Linked DNA regions of Mus musculus: region 1 is linked to region 2. The links are chromatin loops, found by intact Hi-C in ENCODE. Cell type or tissue: heart. All regions are shown on one strand. Each heading gives the region's core, and the rest is flanking DNA. Links, peaks and the distances in the headings are about the cores only.

The links. Peaks named below come from ENCODE experiments on the same cell type or tissue, not always from the same donor. Only the 100,000 strongest peaks of a DNase experiment are listed, where the experiment ranks them.
Region 1: a loop joins it to region 2, with 4 times the contacts of the local background. A loop is called at or near these places in 16 of 42 quality-filtered maps.

The regions. Positions count from the first base shown.
Region 1 is chr1:191,816,681-191,819,586 of GRCm38, forward strand. No RefSeq gene overlaps it. Among named protein-coding and RNA genes, the nearest start is that of Nek2, 3.3 kb to the right of the region's middle. In heart, for the core only: a CTCF peak has its summit at 1,348 (motif pointing left); DNase peaks (open chromatin) are centred at 1,351 and 1,771; H3K27ac peaks cover 562 bases.
Region 2 is chr1:191,311,379-191,314,284 of GRCm38, forward strand. Nenf (neuron derived neurotrophic factor) reads right to left here. Exons shown (of 4, transcript NM_025424.3): 2 at 82-142. Among named protein-coding and RNA genes, the nearest start is that of Nenf, 5.3 kb to the right of the region's middle. In heart, for the core only: a CTCF peak has its summit at 1,215 (motif pointing right); DNase peaks (open chromatin) are centred at 1,463 and 2,000; H3K4me3 peaks cover 1,194 bases; H3K27ac peaks cover 1,224 bases.

The DNA.
Region 1 (2,906 bases), core at 120-2,619, 510 kb after region 2:
TTTGGGGGTTGCAACAGTACAAGTCTGAAACTCTCCCTGTTTGAAACATTGTGGTACTCTGACCACACACAGGGTTCCCAGCCCAGTTCTCATCTTATTCTTCCATAGCTGCCTGCCATCTGCCCCGGGCTGCAGTCTGTGCTGTTGGCAGCATCCACAGAGTCCCTGCCACTATCAATGTATCTCTCCAGCACTCTTTTCTTCGAGTTATTTACTGAACATATACTGTGCATTACACAGTTTTGTTTTGTTTTTCTTTCTTTCTTTCTTTCCCCTTCCCATTCTCCCTCTTGCTCTGGCCCTGCTTGCTTCAGCCTATAGGTTCTTTATTTATTTCTCATTATGGATGGTTGTAAGCCACCATGTGGCTGCTGGGAATTGAACTCACGACCTTTAAGAGCCACTGAGCCATCTCACCAGCCCTTTTACAGGTTTTTTTTTTTTTTTTTTTTTTTTTTTTTTTTTTAATGTTTGGAATTGAAATAGAATCCCATGGCTTCCCCCTCCCTGGACCCCCTTCCTTCCCCCCTTTCAATTGGTGGACTTTTTTTTTTTATTATTATTGTTACACACATATATGTGTGTGTGCGCATGCACAGATACATATAAATGAATCTGTTTCTGTTGTCTGTGTGTGTGTACAGTTCCAAGGACAACCACTTGGCATTAGACAAACAATCCCTGGGAGAGGCTACCTCTCCTTCTGGCAGTTGTTAGTTGCCTTCGTTCTTTGTCTAGAGGAAAAACCCTGACAACCTTTCCTTATTCCATGCCAGCTCGTCCGCTGATATGACATTGTTCCTGACTTTTCCTCCTTATGCAGCCATTTCTAGAGCGGCTGTTCACAGCGGATGCCTTGGTCCTCTGGCTCCTCAGATCTTTCAGCTCCCTATTCGTTTGCTTTTCCTGAACCATAGACAAAGGTGCTGTGTGTCCGTGTATTCCCTGCAGCTGGGCTCCTCATGACCTGTTGATTTCTGCATTGTGTCCAGTTGTGGTTTTCCGTGATGGGCTCCATTTGCTGTGAAGAGAGGCCGCTCTGATGAGGGGTGGGAGCTGCACTGACCCAGGAAAGGTAAGCTGAGCACCTACTCTAAATTTTTGAGACAGTGTGTCATGATGTCGTCCGATTCTTACCAAGAACCTTTCCCTTTATTTTTCTCTTTGTAGAAATCTTTACTAATAACTTCAAAACATTGTCATAAACCCAGATTTCAAACCGCCCCAAGTAATCCTCAAGATGACTCACTCACAAAATGTCTGACCCAACATCCTCCCAGGCCAGTCTTGGAGTCTGCGGGTGGTGCAGAGCTGCTCCTTATTACGCAGTGGCGTACCGCCCTCTAGTGGGAAGCTTGTGTCAGTACACAGACGCTCCCGGAGGCGAGCCTGGAGATTCTTCAGTGAACAGAGCTAACGATGCTAGCCTTTAGCTAAGAGAAGGAAGACAAAAAAGTAGCAAAGTCAGGACAAAAGCCAGGAGCTTGCCCAGGAAGTGCACTGTGGGCCCAGGGCACAGTGCAAAAGGTCCCTCCCTTGAGATGGCACACACTGTTAATGGGGACTGACAGCAGAAGCAGATTGGGCAAGAATAGTGTGAGCCAGGTCCTGCAGGAGCCAGATGGCTGCCCAGAGCAGGGTAGGCTCATCTCTCCGCTCTCGGTTGATTCCTGCCCCACCTCCCATCCACACCCGATGACCCCATACTGAGGACTGAACTCAGGGCCTTGTGTTTGTTGGATGAACTCTATACCGCTGAGAGGAACCCCCAAAGCCAACCATTTCCCACTTTGGTAATTACTGATTTGTCCTGTAAATCCTCCCCCGCCTTTTTTATTATGGTGGTCATTGTGGCTGAACACTCTCACCTAGGGCCTCTCTCTATACTCCCAGGACAGCTCCCCCGAGATACAGCTGGCATGGCTGAATACTTCAGGGATCATTTGGAATCTCTGTGTAAGTCTTAATAACAGGCCTTACTGCATCTTTATTTAACAAAGCTTTTTTTTTTTTTCTGCCTTCTCTATTGCAGGACTTACACTGGCCACAAGCAGTTTGATGTTCAGCTAGAAAACAATCACAGATATCACGACAGAATTGATTTACACTGTTCTCTGAACATCTTGGATGAGGCCCCTCAGAGCAGAGGTGACAAGGTTGGAATTCCGCCTTGCAGGACAAGTTGTGTCCTCTGGATAAACATAATAGAGGGAGCATGCTGTTGCCTTGAGTAAAATCCTGGGCAGAAGCAGCTCAGGAAGAGGTGGGTTCAACTGTTTCACAGTTCATCAGCCTTGGAAAGCAGAGACTTTACAGCCTGGCATGGTGTTGCATGCCACAAGCAGGTGGATCTCTGAGTCTGAGGCCAGCCTGGTCTACAGAGTGAGTTCCAGGACAGCCAGGGCTATACTGAGAAACCCTGTCATGAAAACAAAACAAAACAAAACCAAAAAGAAACTTGATGCTTCTGGTCACTTTGCACCTGCAGCCAGGAAACAGGAAGAGATAAACAAATGTGTGTGCTTACCTAGCCTTCTCTTTTTTATGTAGTCCTAGACTGGTGGTTTGCATGAGAATGGTCCCCAGAGGCTCATATATTTGAATGCTTGGTCCCTACTTGGTAGGTCTGTTCTGGGAAGTTATTAGGAAGTGTAGCCTTGTTGGAGGTGTGCCACTAAGGGTGGGCTTTGGGGTTTTAAAAGCCCATGCCAGGAAGAGTCTCCCTCTCTCTCCCTTCTCTCTGTGCTCTGTGGTTCACATCTCAATCTGGAAGCTCTCAGCTACGGTTCCAGTGCTATCACGCCTGCCTGCCACCATGTTTCCTGACATGAGGATAATAAAGGACTCACTCTCTGAAACTGTAAGCCCCCAATTTAAATGCTTTCTTTTGTAAGTTGGCTTGGCCA
Region 2 (2,906 bases), core at 222-2,721:
GGCCTTGCCTGACAGAACCCCTGCCTCATCCCTCCAAGCACCTGCTCTGCCCGAGTTCCCCAGAAGTGATGAGCCACTTACCCTTCCCAGAGGTGACATCGAACACCACTCCCTTCACTGCCAAGTAGATGGGCTGATCCTCCTGGAAAGCAGGGGGGGAGGTGTGAGGAGCAGGGGAGAGGCCTGAGGCACTGAGGAAGTCACTGGTGCAGAGGGCAGCTTACACCACAACCCCATGGACTGTGGTGACCTTTCTTCTTGTGAACCTGGACCTTTGTGGTGTCCTCACATGCCCTTTGCCACCCTTTCAAAGGGTATTAATGGAACATATACTCCTGTCTGCTCTCCAGAAAGAGGGGAAGACATGGCCTCCCCCACCACCACCACCACCTGGGAAGGGACATTGGAATGCCTTTTCCAGTTCAGACTTTGGTCAGTAGCTACAAAGGGATTGAACATCGTTTTGGCAGCTGGCACCTCAGAGAGAAGAACACAAGACAGAAGAGCCTGATCTAAGTTCTAAAAGTTGTAAAGTTACCAGGCAGTGGTGGCGCACGCCTTTAATCCCAGCACTTGAGAGGAAGAGGCAGGCAGATTTCTGAGTTCAAGGCCAGTCTGGTCTACAGAGGACAGCCAGGGCTACACAGAGAAACCCTTTCTCGGGGGTGGGGGGGGAGTAGTGAAGAATCAGATAATCAAAAAAGACTTGTGTCACCTAGAAGTGTAAGAGGAAATAAACTGTATGCTTCCCAAGTTGCTTTTGGTCACGGTTACTGCATTGTATCACAGCAACAGAAAGCCTATGACACAGGGTCAAACCATGAGACCTTGTCTCAAGAAAGGAAACAACAAAAATGTAATTCCAAAATTGTACACAGGGACTTTGAAGTTAAGCTGGAAGGACCCTAGATGATGAAATACTCCCCTTGTGGGTGAGGCTATTTGTTGTGCCTATGTGCACAGGTCTGTGCCTGCGTGCGTGCAAGTGTGAATGTGTGCGCGTTGAGACACCGTCTTGCTCTGTAACCTAGGCTGGCTTTGAACTCAGTTCTCCTGAATGTCTCTTGAGGGTTTGGATTCCAAGCTTGCCTCACCACACCCTGCAGAGTAAGGCTATTTGGGCCCAAGGAGGTTGAATTGGGCATAGACTGAATCAGAGAAGGCAGGACCAAACTTGGAGCTTTGGAACACAAGGCTCCGGTCGCCTTCTCGCCCTTGACCACTAGAGGGCACTCTTAGCCCAGAGAGAACTTCTGGGACTGTAGGGGCGAATGAGTGGGGTGGGGGGGGCAAACTTCCTCAACCTCAGGGCTCGTACGACAGGAAGGGACCTTCACTGTCCTTCACCTGGGACACGCCGTGGCCTGCCTACCTCTGGCTAAGCAGAGGACGACCACAAGTGCTCCAGCGGCTCTAATGCAGGGCCACGGAAGAACTGGGCAGAGAGGAAGTAGGTGGAGCGTGGGCACAGCCGGCAGGAGGACTTAGACATTGGTCAGAGCTCCTGTCCCTCACCAGTCTCTGGGCCCAGAGCGGAGCCAGACCTGCCCTCTGTGCACCTCTTCGGAAAAGAGGAAAGCTGCGTGGGTGTTTTGGTTTGGTTTTAGGGTTGTTGTTGTTGTTTTGGTTTTGGTTTGTTTTCAGAGAAAACTGCTCTGAGGGCATGGTCTTCTTACTGCCGGTAGCACCCACGACCTATTTCAGGGTCATGGAACAGGGATTTATCAACAGACTAAAAGGGATGGGAGAAAATAATAGAACGTGAAAGAAAATGGAAGTGCCTGAATGTGAGCTTTTCCTCAGCACACTCTCAACTTTTTATAATAAGGTCAGCAGGCGCAGAGGCTGGTTCAGGGTCGCTGTGCCAAGCACTTTGTGTGTCTCCATCTCGTCTTCACAAGATGCCTGTGTAGACGAGGTACTCCCTGTAGCCGTGGGAGGGGGAGTTTTACATATCCATCCAGGAGTGAAGTACTCAGCCAGGTGTGACAGACAAGGCTGAGATCTGCAGTCAGGTGACTCTACCTGAAGGACTATGTCACAGTCTTTCAATGGCCCGCCCCCAATCCATTGAAAGGCCAAGAGGTTCCCCCAGGAAAAAGAAACTCCACCTAGTAGGGCATGGTGGTGCTTGCTTTAAGATCTCTGTGAATTCTTCAAGCACCCTGGTGTACATAGTGAGTCCAGGACAGCCAGAACTACATAGGGAGACCCTGTCTGAACACCACTCCTGTGAAGAAAGGAGAGAGAGAGAGAGAGAGAGAGAGAGAGAGAGAGAGAGAGAGGAAGAAGAAGAAGAAGAAGAAGAAGAAGAAGAAGAAGAAGAAGAAGAAGAAGAAGAAGAAGAAGAAGAAGAAGGAAGAAGAAAGAGGAGGAGGAGGAAGAGGAGGAAAGGAGGAGGAGGAAGAGGAGGAGGAGGAGGAAGAGGAAGAGGAGGAGGAAGAGGAGGAAAGGAGAAAGAGGAAGAGGAGGAAGAGGAGGAAGAGGAGGAGGAGGAGGAAGAGGAGGAGGAGGAAGAGGAGGAAAGAAGGAAAGCCCTTCTCCTGAAGAATTCCAGCCTCCTTCCAGGTACAGCCTGCCTAGTCAGACAGCCCCGCCATCTGCAAACTGCTGTAATAGTATCCCCCTCTCTCTGATGTCAACACCATACAGTTGAAAATATGGTCCCCGTGGTGCTTAGTAACTTGGGCCAAACACACAGCACAGCAAGAATCCAACCCGGGATACCATTATAAGCTTTAGCATGGCCAAGTATTGCATCACAGAAACCATGATGCTAACTGGGCGGGGGCAGAGGTGATGTCCTGTGACTGCAGTCAGACCAGACCCATTTCCAACATGCTCTGCTCTGCTAACTCTGCCCATAGCACTCCTCTGTTTCAATCATCTCCTTGCCTGATTCTTCC